Regions from separate parts of the Homo sapiens genome. Here region 2 is linked to region 1. A link is a loop called in an ENCODE intact Hi-C map of the cell type or tissue named here. Cell type or tissue: endothelial cell of umbilical vein. All regions are shown on one strand. Links, peaks and the distances in the headings refer to the core of each region. The heading gives the core; the rest is flanking DNA. Region 1 has its middle 34 kb from the start of LINC01745. Region 2 overlaps NTPCR (nucleoside-triphosphatase, cancer-related).

The links. Hi-C counts contacts between places; a loop is a spot of excess contacts. Peaks named below come from ENCODE experiments on the same cell type or tissue, not always from the same donor. Only the 100,000 strongest peaks of a DNase experiment are listed, where the experiment ranks them.
Region 2: a loop joins it to region 1, with 10 times the contacts of the local background. A loop is called at or near these places in 1 of 110 quality-filtered maps.

The regions. Positions count from the first base shown.
Region 1 is chr1:232,680,314-232,688,648 of GRCh38, reverse strand. No RefSeq gene overlaps it. Among named protein-coding and RNA genes, the nearest start is that of LINC01745, 34 kb to the left of the region's middle. In endothelial cell of umbilical vein, for the core only: no CTCF peak of the experiment used is centred there; DNase peaks (open chromatin) are centred at 3,948 and 4,558; H3K27ac peaks cover 2,225 bases.
Region 2 is chr1:232,970,952-232,979,286 of GRCh38, reverse strand. It overlaps NTPCR (nucleoside-triphosphatase, cancer-related), which reads right to left. Exons shown (of 5, transcript NM_032324.3): 5 at 1-1,124. The coding sequence ends at 1,056. Among named protein-coding and RNA genes, the nearest start is that of NTPCR, 25 kb to the right of the region's middle. RefSeq lists an enhancer at 334-1,533. In endothelial cell of umbilical vein, for the core only: no CTCF peak of the experiment used is centred there; DNase peaks (open chromatin) are centred at 896, 4,146 and 5,016.

The DNA of each region.
Region 1 (8,335 bases), core at 80-8,079:
TACTGTTTGCACAGGGATAAATTATGTAATAGAAACATAAACAAACTGCTGAGATGGAAAAGCAAGATTCGGTTATGCATAGAAGCTGAATTTGTCTTTGAAAGATGGATAGAATTTTAAGATATGAAAGAAGAGAATGTTGGTTTACCAGTTGCCCAAAAGGGCATAGTAAGTCAGAAAATGAGGTGTGCTGGCATTTAGTAACAGGTCATTACTGGTGACTAACAAAACCAGCCTGAGAGGCAAAGAGGACTCTGTGTCAATTCCAAGACATCTACATGGAAGTAAGAGCTAGTGAGAGAGGTAACGAACTTCAAGTAATGAGACTGAATCCCAAATTACAAACTGCTCAGGAAAAACAAAGCATAGGAGATAAATATGTAGGGAGGAAGTTGAGTGGATAAGGAGAGAGGGCAGCCGGACCCAATTCTGATGGATGATTTGGGGTTTCTGGTTTGGTCTTGATTTTCAGAAACTGGCTGGATTTCCTCCTCTCTCTGTAAGGCAGCTTAAAAACATACTGGGGAAGTGACAGAGCCAAGGAATAATGAGCAAAGGCACAGAGGTGAGAAAGTGCCAAAGGCCTGGAAGCAGCTGGGGTGTTCAGGAATCAATGAGTGACATGCAGTTCCCCCTCGGTATCCATGGGGATTGGACCTGCGATCCCCCGAGGATATTAGAATCCACAGACACTCAAGTCCCTTATGTAAAATGATGCAGTATTTGCATGTAACCTACACGCATCCTCCCATAAACTTTAAATCATCTCTAGATTAGTTATAATACCCAGTACAATGTAAATGCTATGTAAATAGTTATTATACTGTGCTGTTTAGGGAATGATGACAAGAAAAATGCCTAAGAGTCCGTGTATGCTTAGCATCCTTTTTTATTTCCAATTTTTTTTTTTTTGCCTTTCTTTCTTTTTTGTAGACACAGGGTCTTGCTATGTCACCAGGGCTGGTCTTGAACTCTGAGCCTCAAGTGATCCTCCTGCCTCAGCCTCCCAAAGTGCTAGGATTACAGGAGGGAGTACCACACCCAGCCTATTGAATATTTTTAATCTGAGGTTTGCTGAATCCATGGATGAAGAACCCACGGATATTGAACAGAGCTCTAACTGTAGTGGACTCTGCCCTCTTTTGCTCAAGAGAAAATGAAACAAAACAAAACTGGATGTTCATCTAAGAGAAAAGAGTGAAAGTGCAGACCAGAACCCCATCTCTGCTAAGGGAATGACCATCTCAGAGGTCAGATTTCTCCAACTGTGAGTCAATGCTTTCTTCCGAATGAGCCTTGGCCCGAAGAAGCCGTGCAGTGAATGACCTTCACGCATTAACTCGGAGTCTTTTTGGAAAAGTGAATGCCGTTTTTAACCATAAGAAGGGCTGGTCCTGACAGGTTTGAAATTAAGAAGGCCTCATTGTGTGTGAAGGGCTTTGAAGTACCACCCGAAGTTGCTCTTGATCTTTTCTGTTCAAGTAGAAATATACTATGAATTCATCCTGGAATCATAAGCTCCTATTGGCATTTAGTCTGGAAAGAGGGCAGGGAAGAATTCAAAGAATGAATTATAATGAAGGAATGTTAGGCATATGATATCTGGGTAGGGGAGGTCTTACAGAGCTGAGCAACTTTCCTCTGATGGCTCACACCTGTATTCCCAGCCCTTTGGGAGGCCAAGGTGGGAGGACTGCTTGAGGCCAGGAGTTTAATAGCCTGGGCAACATAGTGAAATCCTGTTTCAACAAAAGAGAAAAAACATAACTGGGAGTGATGGCCTCAGGAGTCTGCGGCAGGAGTATCACTTGAGCCCAGGAGTTCAAGCGCTGTGACTGTGCCACTGTATTCCAGCCTGGGCAGCAGAGTGAGACTTTGTCTCAAAAAAAAAAAAAAATGGCCCATGGGCACTATCAGCTTCAGGACAGGTGCTACTCCCCTACAGCACTCAGGGTGTTGATGCCATTCGCACAGGGCTTGGGCATGGGCTCAGAGGAAGGGTAAGCTGGTGGTAGTCAGAGTTGAGCTAATGCTGCCCTTGAGCCATGGCTGCTGCTGCTGAGTTGAGTCACAGCCCTGGAAGGAGTGTGGGGCTTACATGTACTGTCGTCAGAACCAGCTTCTGCCCAGCACTGCATTCTCAGTCAGCCCTGGCTCTGGGACAGGTGGTCCCCAGGGAAGCCTGAAACATCGGGACTGCAGTTCTCTCTTTGTTCTGAATTAGTTCAGATGCATTTTACTGAGTGTGTGTTTCAGGGGTGTTGGAATATCATCAGCAAGCCTACCAGGGAGGGTGCAGACGGGCTCCACCAGGCTTCCTAAGGAAGGAAGTCAGGACTGGAAGAGAACATGGGCCCCAAGAGTCGGCACTCAACTTGCCAGCCAAGAGAAGTATTCCGTATCTCTGGGGTCAGCTTTTCCTGAGGGTTTGTACTCTATTTAGAAATGTGTTTTAGTCATGTCCCAACCGAGAGATATGATCATCAAAAAGCCTTGCAGTCTGGCCATCTGGACACTTGGTTTCTTTGGGGTTTTTTAATAAAGGAAGGACAGAAAAGTCAGCATGTGGCTGGGACATCTGGCTGCCACCATAGAGTCTGGGAAAAGACAGGCAATGATGACTAGCTGTCCCCTGCAACTAGAGTCACATCTCTGCAAAGGAAAAGCTTTCTCTTCTTGAAAGTATCATGTCCAAAGCCGTTTCTCAAGTGAGTTGAGTTCTTCTTGAAATGTCACGTACAAAGCCGTTTCTCAAGTGAGTTGAGTTCTTCTTTATGAATGCCCACCAGACATTCATCAGAATAGTGTCCAGCATTGGGAACCCGAGCTCTTATGTTCCCATTGGAGTGCTTCAGTGGTGCGCTGATGACCTCATGTAGAGGTCTGATGAGAAGCTATTGCACTCAAATCCACCTATTGATTCCAGTTCATGGAACTGACCGAGGCCTTATAAGCTCCTTGCCACCAGCACGACAGGGAGCCCTCCCTCGGAGGGAGCCATGGAAATCCTATAGAGGGCTTACTTCTCTGGCACGGGTGTAATCAATTTCTTCATTCACTCACTTAACACATATTTAGCAAGCACCTATTGTGTGCCAGGCACTGTTCTGGGTGGCAGGAAGCCAAAAATAAGTAGATCCTAGTCTGTACAAACTTTTAAAAGAGAGAAAGCCCTTTATAATGGGAAAGGTATTTGATCATCCAAACCAGGGCTGGATTTGGAATATAGGAAATTGTGGAATTGATTCACTCTGTTACCAGGATAAACAATATGTTTTGCACCCCAGTATTTTCTTTTTTCAGAATGAGGGGAGTGGACAAGACAGCACTCTTCAGGGAGGCAGTTGTCAAGGCTGGGCTTTGCCTCTAGAATTCCCTCAAGATAAATTGCCAACACCTGGAGCGACAATGACCATGGGCCTGTAGCTGACTGTCATCTCAGCTGCCCGCCCTTTCTACACAGAGTGAAGGAGAAAGACTGGATTCCCAGCAGGCCTGAGACACATGAAGGACCAGCTACTTAGGACATGAAAGAAGAATGCCAGTATTTATGGAGCACCTTCTATGGAGCAGAGCCCGTCCACCTACTCCTTCAGGGTGTTACTTGCTTCATCTTTAAAGATGAGGAAACTGAGGCTCAGAGAGGCTAAGCAGCCTGATAGAAAAGGGCAGAGCCAGGAGTCAGATTCAGGCCTATGAGGCTCCAGAGCTCAGGATGACCTCAAATACCACAAGTGAATACATGAATGAATGAGTCATGGAAGAATGGAAGACTGCTTTTGACGGTGGTGCAGCTGATGCTGCTAGGGTCTAGTAATGTATTTAGTCTAGATTGGGCACAATTCATGGGCATTAGAACTGCAGGTGGGAGAAGCAGATGAAGCTTGGTCTTTATGTGCTCAGTGCATCCTGTTGGTTTTGCCTTTCTGCAGAAATGAGTGGAAGCTGAAGACTGAGTGGCAGTGGACGGGAGAGGGACAGAGCCAGGCTCTGGGAAGGTCAGCTGGCAGCACTGAGACTGAGGGAATGGGAGGGACTGAAGAGAAATTTTCTGAAGTTAGCAAAGAGGTTGTAAAGGAGGAAGGAGTGCAAAAGGAATGGGCAACTAATGCTAGAAATATTGCAGGAAAATTCATAAGACTTCCTGACTGAGTGTGTAGGAAATGTAAGTAGAGGAAGGGATCACAGCTGGCTCTGTAGTTATTTATTTGAGCTTATGCTTATTAGTGTTGGCTATGAGCCAGAACTTACTTAGCTTGTCCTATCTGGTCTTCTCAATAACCCCATGAGATATATTCTATTATCATCATCTCCTCTTAATAGATGAGAATGCAAAGAGGCACATAGAGATCATATAAGATTTCTCAGTATGAGGGACATCTCCACCTGGATAGCTTCACCTCAAACTCAACATTTTATAAACTAAATCAACCATTGCTGCCCCCAATTTGCTCCTCCTTTTAGCTTCCCTGTTTTAATCAGTGCCATAATCATTCTTAGTGGCTCAGGGCCAAAGCTTGGAAGAAATATGTCATGTTTATTCATTCATTATATGTGCTTCCTACAAGCTAGGCACTGTGCAAGATGCTGGGATTACAGGTAGACAATATTGGTCCTGGCCCTTAAGGTGCTTAGAGTATGCTGAGGGCCAACACAGAAGAATGGCTGGGTCCCACTGTAGAAGAGAAGCAGGACGTCTCCAAATATGGCAAGCTGCTGTCTTCACATTTCTGCTCAATCTCAGTTATGTAATAAATATGCTTTAAAACATTGTCTCAGCATTCTCCACCTGACCAGCTCCACTCTTAATTCCAACTCACAAAGCTAATACCACTAGAAATTTCTGCAAAAAACCTATAGATTTAAAAAAAAAATTCTGAGCAGCTCAGTTTCCTGTAAGAGTTTTCCTAGCAGAGCCACAAAATTGATAAATAAGGATCCTGGGCTCTATCTAATGCCTTTATTGCTCTTATGCTTCTGGGAGGTATTCATTTATTTTCCACTATGTCCTGGCTATTTCCGAAAATGTTAAAAGCATATTAAAATGGCACGTGTAGGATCAGCTCTGAGTGATGGAGTAGGGAGAATGGGATTCTCAGAAATCTAGAACTAAGAGGAGACTACTAGCCATAAAACTTATCCCTAAATTCCCTGACAGCCTAGAGAAAAAAAGAAAACAGAAGCTTTTATTGTAAAAGTGGAAGCAAAATTTAGCGTTAGTAGAAGCACATCTCTTTCCAGCTCTGATCCTTAGAGTGCTCTATGCCTCGCCTTCCCCACTGGCTTTCTCACTGTGTGAAACAGGTCTGTTCCTATGCTATCCCCTACCAGGCGGGGAGCCTCTTGAGAACAAGGACTGTGTCTTAGTCAGTTTTTCTCCAGATGTTGGCCTGTAACAGACATTTGATAAATATTCTTTAGTGCAGAACTGAACCAATGTCTGTATAAAGGTAAGAGGAAGGAAGGAAGGGAGGGAGGGAGGGAGGGAGGGAGGGAGGGAGACAGAGAGAGAGAGTTACCAATATACAAAGCAACTTTTTTTTTTTTTTTTTTTTTTTTTTGAGACAGGATCTCCCTCTGTCACCCAGGCTGGAGTGCGGTGGCATGATCATGGCTCACTGCAGCCTCCACCTCTCAGGCTCAAGTGATCCTCCCACCTCAGCCTCCCAAATAGCTGGGACTACAACCTCAAGCCACAGAGAGAAAATTACCAATATCCAAAGCAGCTTTTTTTTTTTTGAGACAGGATCTCCCTCTGTCACCCAGGCTGGAGTGCGGTGGCATGATCATGGCTCACTGCAGCCTCCACCTCTCAGGCTCAAGTGATCCTCCCACCTCAGCCTCCCAAGTAGCTGGGACTACAGGCTCATGCCACCACACCAGGCTAATTTTTGTATTTTTGGAGAGACAGGGTCTTGCCATGTTGCCATGTTGCCCAGGCTGGTCTCGAACTCCTGAGCTCAAGCAATATGCCCGCCTCAGCCTCCCAAAGTGCTGGGATTACAGATGTGTGCCACTGCACCCAGCCCAAAGCATTTTTCAGATGGAAACTCATAAAAACTTCTCTGACAACTCCATCCAGAATTAATTCTCTACCTCCTTCTATGTTATCTTGGTGTGTGTGTGTTTTTTTTAACCTTTGATTATAGCACATCGTGGTCTGATCACAGTGCCTTATCTCCTCTTGCTGCAGCCCTAGTGCCTGTGGTTAGATAAGCACTGGCCCGGCCTGTGTTTACCACCTACAGCACCGCTGCGATTTATCAACCTGGGGTCAGAGTCTGACTTCATTAAGGGCAGTCAAAAGAAGGTACCATAGGTTTTTGTGTCCATTCCACATGAGGAGTTTCAAAGTATGTTTTGAAGAAGGTCCACATTTGGGGATTAATTGGAGACCTCCTTGAAGTGACTCTTCTAGGAGACCCCATATTTATCAGATATACGAGTTTTTGGTGTTTGTCTGAAAATAAAGAAGTCTTTGTACCTAAGGTTCTTTTTTTTTTGAGACGGAGTCTTGCTCTGTCGCCCAGGCTGGAGTGCAGTGGCACGATCTCGGCTCACTGCAAGCTCTGCCTCCCGGGTTCAAGCCATTCTGCTGCCTCAGCCTCCCGAGTAGCTGGGACTACAGGTGCCTGCCACAATGCCCAGCTAATTTTTTGTATTTTTAGTAGAGACGGGGTATCACCATGTTAGCCAGGATGGTCTCCATCTCCTGACCTTGTGATCCACCCGCCTTGGCCTCCCAAAGTGCTGGGATTACAGGCGTGAGCCACCGCGCCCAGCCCCTAAGGTTCTTATTGTCTTTAGTCTCCATCCAACTGAAAGCATGATGGGGATGAAAACCCTGGCTTTTCTGTCCCAGCAGGGACACTGTGTATGACTGGCCCCTCCATCCTGTCTCCTCTCCACTCCCCAGAAAATTCCAAGGTGCTCAGGCTTTCTCCAGCTTCGCCTGTCAAAGCCACTCCAAAGGAAGGGGGACCTGTACTGGCCACATATACACTGAGGTTTCAAGTGACTCACCTACCTCAATGGGCTCCCCTTCCCTTGCGCAGGGGGTAAGGGGAAGACCACCCTAGAATCTTTGTTTCTACTTTCATCAGAGGTAGGAATTATTTTTAGGCAAGGCCAGATGAAAAGGTGGGCTGGCTGGGCAGCTCCCTTGGGGCAAATTTGAACAAGGCATAAACTATCACTGAGATAAATTCAAATTATGGTGCTTGTTAACTTCAGCTTCCATACACAGCTTCTTTCACAGCTGGTGAAATATAAGTTGATCATTTTTCATTGAAGTTGGACAGAGCCTTAGGAAAGAAACATTTTTAAACAGACTTTCCCCGAGCTACCATGACTACTAAGAATTTTGAGATGAACACGGGGTAAATGCAATTAGCTGAAGTTCAGCAGTTCACTGAAGTCCAGAGACCATGTAACACATGGCATAGCTAGAAGGAAGAAGTGATGTATTTTGTTATCTGTGTGTTCAAATCATTCAATGTGCCTCCCAAGGAGTACTCCAGATCAAAAGAAATCTGAGAATAGATTTCCAGAAAAGTGAGAGAAGTCTTGCCAACTGTTTTAAGATTGTTGATTCAGTTTTGGTCAGTGCTGATTACTAAACTAACATGTTTCTACGTAAAATTTGTACTCAGAGAAAATCAGTTTCTGTCTCTCATTAATATTATTGAACATGAAGTTTCAAATGTCAGGCTCCAAAACCACGTGTCCTAACTAGAGTCTCGGTACATTTTCATGCCCTAATTCACAGCTATAGGCCAGGACTATGCACACACGGGCAAGCTGAAGACACCACCTGTGACATGACTGCAGAACTCCATTTGTCTTGTGATACCATTCCTGTGTCCCATTTAAAGCCTGTGGCCTGCTTGTTCCGATATCCATGAACCTGCCTCCTCCCAGCAGTGGGTGCTTGCTGTGAATCAGTCGCTCTTACCTCTAACACCTCCAACAGCATGCTGTCACTCCCTTGTATGCAGATCTGCCTATTTTTACCAGTCTATAAGCTCCTTAACTAAGTACAAGGACCACTTATTACTTTTATTTCATTTTCTAAGAGCTAACACAATGCTAAACACATAGTCGACAATAAATACATGTCTGTTGAATTAAAAAGCTAGTAGATGAATTAATTATATAGATTTGACTTGTTGCCTGCTTACACTTGTAACATCCACCAAACCCACCTACATGTTAGTACTTCCAGTTCTGGCTCCAACACTCTCTCTGCCTTGTCTTGCCTTATTGCGTCTACACCCTGTATGAATAAACAACAGTCTTCAACCAAAGGAAGTGGTGGCATTTCAATCATCACGTC
Region 2 (8,335 bases), core at 82-8,081, 290 kb before region 1:
AAAAAAAATCCTGGAAATTCATAGATCTTCACCAAAAATGACCTAAAAACACTGAACTGTTTATCACTCCAGTACCATCTACCACTTGGAGGGAAGTTTTTATCCTCTATCAGTTCTGGGGTTTCAGGGGTCTCTTCTACTTTCCTACTTCATTTTTATAGTACCCCTGTTATGGGCTGAACTCCGCATTGCTACACCATTATTCCTGATAAGCCCAGCCCCTGGCACTGGGCACTCTCCACAGTTGTGTGGAGTGGTTGACAGTTTCCTTCTGTGGTGTGACATCACTCCTGAGATGACAGCCACTTCCTGCTTTTCTGGAAGGGAAACTAGGCATAGAAAGATTCAAAATTGCTCCCGAGTAAACTAAGGCAAAGCAGTGCTCTTATGCAAACCCGTGGGCCTGAGCTCTTGTCATCTGGTCGGCTGAATATCAGATGCTATCAACACTTCCAAAGGTTGTGTATTCCTCCCACACAATGCCTCCTGTCTGTAACCATCAGATTTATTTTTATATTTATTAAGCAGTAAGCAAACAGAGTTGGGGGAGATGACCTAAAATGGTTTTCTTTTGGAATAATATTTTTTAAAAAATCAAATAACTGTTATCACTTTAAGTTGCATGAGGCTGAAGCTGCACCTGGAGAGGAATTTAATTTTCATGACATGCAAAACTGATTAGGCAGTGAACTCTTTCCTCCCGCTTCCCCTGAACACATTTATAAACTTCAACGGGGGTGAATTCCATCTAATACTCTGAAAACCATTTCTCATCTCACAGTTTACCCAAATCATGTGCATGACTGCAAGAGGAAATAAACAAGAAATCTTTAAGCATAGATAAGCCACAATGGATAGTTAATCTTGTACAGACAATCCAGCATTAAGGCTAATTTGATCTTTTAAACATTTTATGGGAAACAGCTGTTGAGTTTTCTCTAGAAAAGCCCACAAGGTTCCATAACCCCATAGGCATACAGCCTCGACAGGCAGGGCTCCATCAGGCTCCTCTTGAACTGGGCACTCCTTCACGGAAGGCAGGAATGCACGTGTCTTCACTTCCTGCTGCTCTGCACGCACGTCACGATATCTGGCAGAAGGTGGTTTCTGTTTTCCTTGGTGACCTGTGGGAAGAAGTGAGAGAACAGGCTTCAGAGCTCCTTTCCTCTTCTTCAATCTTGTGCTAGGTAACTCTCTAAAAGAAACGCCTGGAAGGCTGGGAGAGGGTGAGGTATGTTTTGTTACCCAGGCAGGAGGCCCAGCTCTTCAGGAGCACTCAGAAACAGGACAGGAATCACCGAGTCCCAGCATCAGTTTCTGCCAAGTGACAGCTCAAAAAGTCAAAGTGGGTTTGGAGCCCAGACAGATTTCAGCCAACCATGGGGAGAGCTGTGAAGTGAGTCCGACGAGGCACACCGGGACGGATGATGGGCACACAGGACCCCTGAGCACGACCTGTCCTGAATGGAAGGAACTCAACTGTTGGAGTGAAGCGAGGAGGAGAGCCTGGGAGCCAGCGGGGCCCAGGAGGGCACCCAGCAGAGCAGCAGTGAAGCGCCCAGGATTCTGGGATGCTCAGTCATCTACCCGCCTCTCCACAAACATCAAGTGCTCATTTGAAACATGGAGAAGTGGGAGAGCCAGAGACGTGAGGGTGCCTCCGTACAGACTGTTACTCAGGCCTCCTGACTGCAGTGTGTTCTCCAACACTTACACCATTACAAAATCAAACAAAAGCAACAAAGAGTTCACCAGAGCTTTACCCGATGATCTGTTTATTTTTCTTTCACTACCACACCATCCCGAGTGCCCCAGGGTAAAGGAAGGGCCATCTCTGCTCCCATCACAGTGCCTTCCTACTTGGCCCATATAATATCCATCCACTCAACACACGCTGATGGGGTGGAAGGGCAAACAGGAGCCAGGCACAGAGATGCGCATAGAGAAGCACCACAGGTAAGGACCCTGACCTCATGGAGCTCGCAGACCAGGACAGGACAGGCATGAACAAGGACAATGAAGGAGTCTGGGGGGCAGGCAGGAACAGGGGCATGTGTGGGGTCAGGGGCAGGAAAGGCTTCCAGGGGTGCTTAAGCCTGGATGTAATTTCGACAGGTGAACCATGGAAAAGGGGCTGAGCCAAGGTTCCCGGTAAGAGCAGGGAGTGCATGTGGAAGCCTTCTGAGGTTCAGGGTGGTTGTATCTGAAGAGGGGGCCTGGCATACAATAGGTGCCAATACATGTCTGAAGAGGAGATGCAGAGCGGACCTCGTCAATTCTGGTTCCTGGCACCTGCTCACCCTTCTTGGAAGAGTGCTCTGGTTGTCTTTAGGAGACTGTACGGTCTAGGAAACTTGCCCCCAGCCAACAAGTGGGCAAGCCAGGCCCTGGCAACTTCTCTGAGATCTGTACCCCAAGAGGAGTGACTGAGATCTGCACCCCAAGAGGAGTGAGCTCACGCAGCAAGTGCCAGAAGCTGATCCCATTTCTACTGGTCCTGGCTGCGTCAATCCCGTGATCCCATTTCTACTGGTCCTGGCTGCGTCAGTCCCGTGATCCCATTTCTACCGGTCCTGGCTGCGTCAATCCTGTGATCCCATTTCTACTGGTCCTGGCTGCGTCAATCCTGGGCGGCTGTGGCTCCACTTGAAATGAGGACAGTCAGCTTTTCCTTTGGCTTCATGGGACAGCTCCAAAGCCTATAAGGCTTTTTGATGCTGTTTTCACTTAAGTTAGCCAAAGTCCATTCCTGTTGTTTGCATTCAAGGAATCCACCTGAGGTAGAAAGGAGGCGACACAGAGGTGGGCACCACAGGGGCCCTTTTCTTCCACTCTGAGTTCAGCAGTGATTGCAGTAGCTTCTGCCTCCAGCCAGGCTCTGTGAGAGTGGACTGTGATACACAGCTGGAGAATTTGCTCTGGTCTTCTATGACACAGTACGGTGACTACAGAGTAAATAACAAGGTAGTGTATATTTCAAGATAGCTAGAAGAGAAGATTTTGAATGTCATCACCACAAAAATGATAATTTAAAGTGACAGATATGGAAATTACCCTGATTTGATCATTATACAATGTATACATGCACTGAAACATCACACTGTACCCCATAAATATGTACATTATATCAATTACAAATTAAAAATTAATTTGAAAATTGAGCAGAATGCAAACACTCCAATATTAATATTTTGATACTCCCTTTGATTTCCCTAAGATTATTTCTGAAAATTATGCAATAAAATGTTGATGTGCAACTCTCTGCAGTATTCACTTATGATATTCCCTGTTGAGAAAAGCACACTCCCAAATGCAAGAACAAGGATCACAGCATCTGCCAACCTCAGGAGTCTTTGCCTTATGTGAAATTCTAGTCTACTTTTTATTCAACAGCCAGAATTTTGGTTGCAGAAAGCCTTTCCTGAGAAGCTAATTAGAAGAGGGAACTGGGAGCTGGGAGCAGGAAAAGGAAATAAAGAAGACTGCAGAAAGAAGAAAGTAATCCCAACCATTCTTTTTTTCTGCACTGGAGCCTTAAGAGAAAGAAAGGAAGCTGAGTGAACCTGAACCCTTGCACCTGCCCAGTGGCTGTAGGGGGGCCCTTGGTAAGAATTTATCCTGGGCACAGTGAAGATAAGACTGTGAGCACCATGGGGTCAGAGGCCACATCTCATTCATCCTGTGACCTCCAGATCCAATCCCTTGCTTATTAGGAATGTTGGGGGCCCTTCCCACAGTTTCAAGGAAATGCATGTGGTTTTGTTTTGCTTTCTTGCACATAGTTGTATACTAAGAGGCATTTCTTCCCCTGCCTGCTCCATCCATGTTTTCAGGTCTGGGGTTGTTAAAGTCAGAACATAAGCAGGACCCAGTATCTGGTACTGCATCTGTGCCCAGCAGATGAGTCAAGTACTGTCTCTCGCCGTACCTAGGCCAACCAGATGAGAAGACAAATTTGTGATATCACCACCTCAACTTCTTATTTAAACAATCAAGAAGCGGGAAGGGGAGACTGAGCAGGGCATACAGACACTGATCATATTAAACAAGTTAGAAGGCAGTGAGGTAGCATGCAAGCAGCCTGGAAGATCAGATAATATCCACTCACTGCTGCCAAGAACATGTGCACCCCAAGGTCTAAACAAGAGGCTTAGTCATACTATGAAGCTGCCAGCTTGAAAAAGAACTAAAGTTGTTGATAACATTTTCAATGTTATGACATTAACTAGAAGGCAGCAAAATCAATCAATGACACACTCATTGGGATACAATGGGATAAAACTCAATGGGATACAATGGTAATAACCTCTTAGAGTTCTGAAAAACAAATTATTGAAGAACCCATAAGTCACCTGCTATGATTTGACTGTGTCCCCCACATTTCATGTGTTGGAAACTTAACCCCCATGCAAATAGAGGTGGGACCTTTAAGAGGTGATTAGGTCATGGGGGCAGCCCTCATGAATGGATTAATGCCATTATAGTGGGAGGGAGTGAGTTATGGCAGGACTGGGTTACTGATAAAATGATGTCTGGTTCTCCCTCTCTATTGTTCACTGCTAAAACTCCAGTGGATAGAACAGTACCTGACATACAGTGCGTGCTCAATATTTACCAAATAGATGAATAAAAATACTCCATCACCAATTTCTTCTACTGATGCTTTACTAGGTAATAGGAGGTGCCAAAGATTGTATCAGTGAGATTTTATTTTCCTTCTCAGGTACTGTTCTTTCTTTTCTTTTTTCAGCTATTTTTTTTAACACATCAGAGAATGTTATCGTTTTGCCTCAACTGTCAAACATAATTCTTCAAAAGTCAACAGAGGAAGAAAAGCCCACTACACTCACTCAGAGTTTTACTCTTCCCATTGTTCTTTCTTCCTTCCTGATGTTCCAGGTCTCCTTTTACCATTTCCTTTCTGATAAGAGAACTTCCTTTGGCCATTCTTTTAGAGCAGTTCTATTATGACAAATTCTCTTAGTTTTCCTTCATCTGTGAATGTCTTATAGAATTATGAGTCGACAGTTGTTTCAACACTTGGAAAATGTACCACCTCCTTCTGGCCTTCATGGTTTCTCCTGAGAAATCTGCTGTCACTCATATTGTTTTTACCCTATAGGTAAGGTGCTGCTTTCCTTTCACTGCTTTCAAGACTTTAATTTTCATAAGTTTGACTATGGTATGTCTTGGCATGAATTTGAGTTTATCCTCTTGGGGTTCACTGAAAATGTAGGTTTATGTCTTTTGCCAAATATGACAAAAATGCAGCCATTACTTCTTCAAACACTTTTTCAACCCCACACTCATCTCCTGTTACTACAATGATGTGAATGTCACATCTTTTGTTATAGTCCCACAGGTCCCAGAAACTCTGTTCATTTTGTTCATTACTTTTTCTTTTAAGTCTGCTCTTTGTCAGGTAATTTCTATTGTTCTACCTTCAAGTTCACTGATTCTTTCTCCTGTCATCTCTATTCTGCTGATGAGCCCATTCAGTGACTTTTTTATTGGCTATTGTATAGTTCTAAAATTTTCATTTGATTCTTCTATCTTCTAGGTTTTTGCTGAAACTTTCCAGTTCTTGCTGAGACTATTTTTCATTTGTTTCATGTGTATCTGTAATTTTATGAAGCATTTTTATGATAGCTGTTTTCAAATCCTTGCCCTATAATTCCACTATCTGAGTCACCTTGCTGTTGAGATCTGCTGATGGCCTTTCCTCACTCAGGTTTAGGTATTCCTGATTCTTGGCATGACAAATGATTTTCAGTTGTGTCTGTTGTGTTGTTCCTTAGGTCCTTAGGTTCCTAGCCAGTCTGTCTTTTTCTCTTCACTTTTCAGGTCTTCTTATGCTTGTATTATAAATAACATCCTTAGCAGGAAAAATAAACACAAGTGTGTCTACTCTATCTTGTCTAAAACTGGAAGAGTTCTCGGGTGTTTTTGGAAAGTACTCTGTTCACCCAACGTTATGAAGAATAAGTCAAGATAATATTACTAATTTGTGTGGTATATTTCCCCCATATCATGAGCTCAGTCTCATCTTCACACTATGCATATTCATTGGAAAGTACTCTGTTCACCCAACATTGTGAAGAATAAGTCTAGATAATATTACTAATTCGTGTGGTACATTTCCCCCATATCACGGGCTCAGTCTCATCTTCACACTACGCATGTTCAGCTGGTAGCAAGGGGACGCTGACTCTGACCCCTTTTCATAGCTCATTTTCTTACCTGGAATGTTCTCCCTTCTTTTTCCCATTTCCTCCTTCAAGAGCCAACTCAAGAACCCCTTCCTTTGGACACCTCTCCACTACCACTGCTCACATAGATCTCTCCCTTCCCTGCCCCTAGATTTTGATTGCCCCATGGTCTGTTTTTCTTGAGGGCAGAGATCATGCCTCACAGGTGCCTAAACGATGGACTAAGTACTGAATGTGAAGGGCACTCTCAAAAATGGATTCGGATACTTTATTGCATGTGAGCAATGGAAAGAACCCAAAAATATATCTAATCCAACACCTAAGTTTGCAGATAAAGAAAATGAGGTTCTTGGCCAGGCACAGTGGCTCATGCCTATAATTCCAACACTTTGAGAGGCTGAGGCAGGCAGATTGTTTCAGCTCTTCAATTCGAGATCAACCCCGGGCAACATGGTGAAACCCCATCTCTACAAAAAATGCACAAATGAGTCAGGTGTGGTGGCACATGCCTGTAGTCCCAGCTTTTTGGGAGGCTGAGGTGGAGGATGGCTTCAGCCTAGGAGGCAGAGGATGCAGTGAGCCAAGAGCATGCCACTGCACTCCAGCATGGGCCACAGAGACTAACCTTGTCTCAGAAAAAAAGAAAATGAGGTTCTTGATTTATAAAACTGGAAAAGGCCAGGCACAGTGGCTCACACCTGTAATCCCAGCACAGATTACTCTGGGCAACAGAGCAAGACTCTGTCCCTCCCCCTCAAAAAAATAAGTTAAATAAAAAATAAAATAAAACTGAAACAGAAGGACCACACAAACCCCAAAGCAACAACAACAAAAAAAAACAGGGTATGTCAGCCCCTATCTCTTACTTAATTAACTCAAAGCTAATTGTTTTATTTACAGATCATTAGAAGCAATGATTATCTTGCCTGGAGAATAATTTTGAGTCTCAGAGAGCGGAAGAAATGTGGTATGATCCTAAGACACAAAGTCTGTTTCTGGGCATCACAGTCAGCTCCTTTCAATCCTTCCTTAGGACTGTTAGATTAGATTAGTTTGTGGAACTAGCCAATCCCTGGAGTCTAACACTAGCAATTTCCCGGTCTTCCAGCCTAGAAGCTATCTGACCTCAAAACTAATTTTCTTTCATGATCTTTCACTATTCATTGCCTTGATTTCCATGGAAACTCTATAATCACAACCAAAAATGTAAAATAAGAGAAGACGACATGAAACTCTGAAGAACCCCACAGACTTTTCAGGGCTCTCAAATGTCACCTCCTTGAAGAGACCTTCCCTGATCGCCCTTGCTACTCCTGCCCCCAACTACCACATTGCCTGGTTTCTTTATTTTTGCCTTTATCAGTATCTGAAATTGCTTAACTTATCTGTTCACATTTTTGGTATTCAGCTCCTCCATTAGAATGTAAGCTCCATGAAAGCAGCGCCTTGGTCAGTCTCGTTCACCACAGTATCCCAAGACTTAGAATGACACCTAGCATACAGTAGGTGCTCAATCACTATTGACCAAATGAAGGAATAAATAAATCAATAAAGAAGCGCATACATTTTTCCAAGTCTGGCTGGTCTAACCCTAATGGCTGTTTACCACCACACTCCAGGATTCTTGGTGGCAACATGTGGATACTCCAGGATTCTTTGGTGGCAACATGTGGATACTGCCAGTGGGCCAAGGTGACATTTCACTCAGTGATTAAAATGATCATGAGGAAGGTGCTCACGGGTACTCACTCTCCACTCCCCCTGATAGGAGTGGCCCTGCCTGCCTGACTTGTTCACTTGGCACTTGCAGGGCCAGGGAGCTTTTAAACTGGGGGTGGGGAGTGAGGTGTGTGAGCAGAGCTCAGCCAAGAGCACAGCTACCACTGACTCAAAGAAACTAAGGGTAGGGGTTGGGGAGAAGCAATATCTGACTGAGAGGAAAACAGAGGGACAACAGGGAAAGAAAGGCAAGAATTTAGACAAAGTGCCAGCAATGCCATGAGTCCCTTCCGACTGGCTCAGACGCTGCCACTGGTCAACAAGCCCTAGCCCCTCATCTCTCACATGTGGTCTACAGCAGTGCTTCTCAAAGTGCGGGGGACCTAAAAACCACATGAGAACTTGCC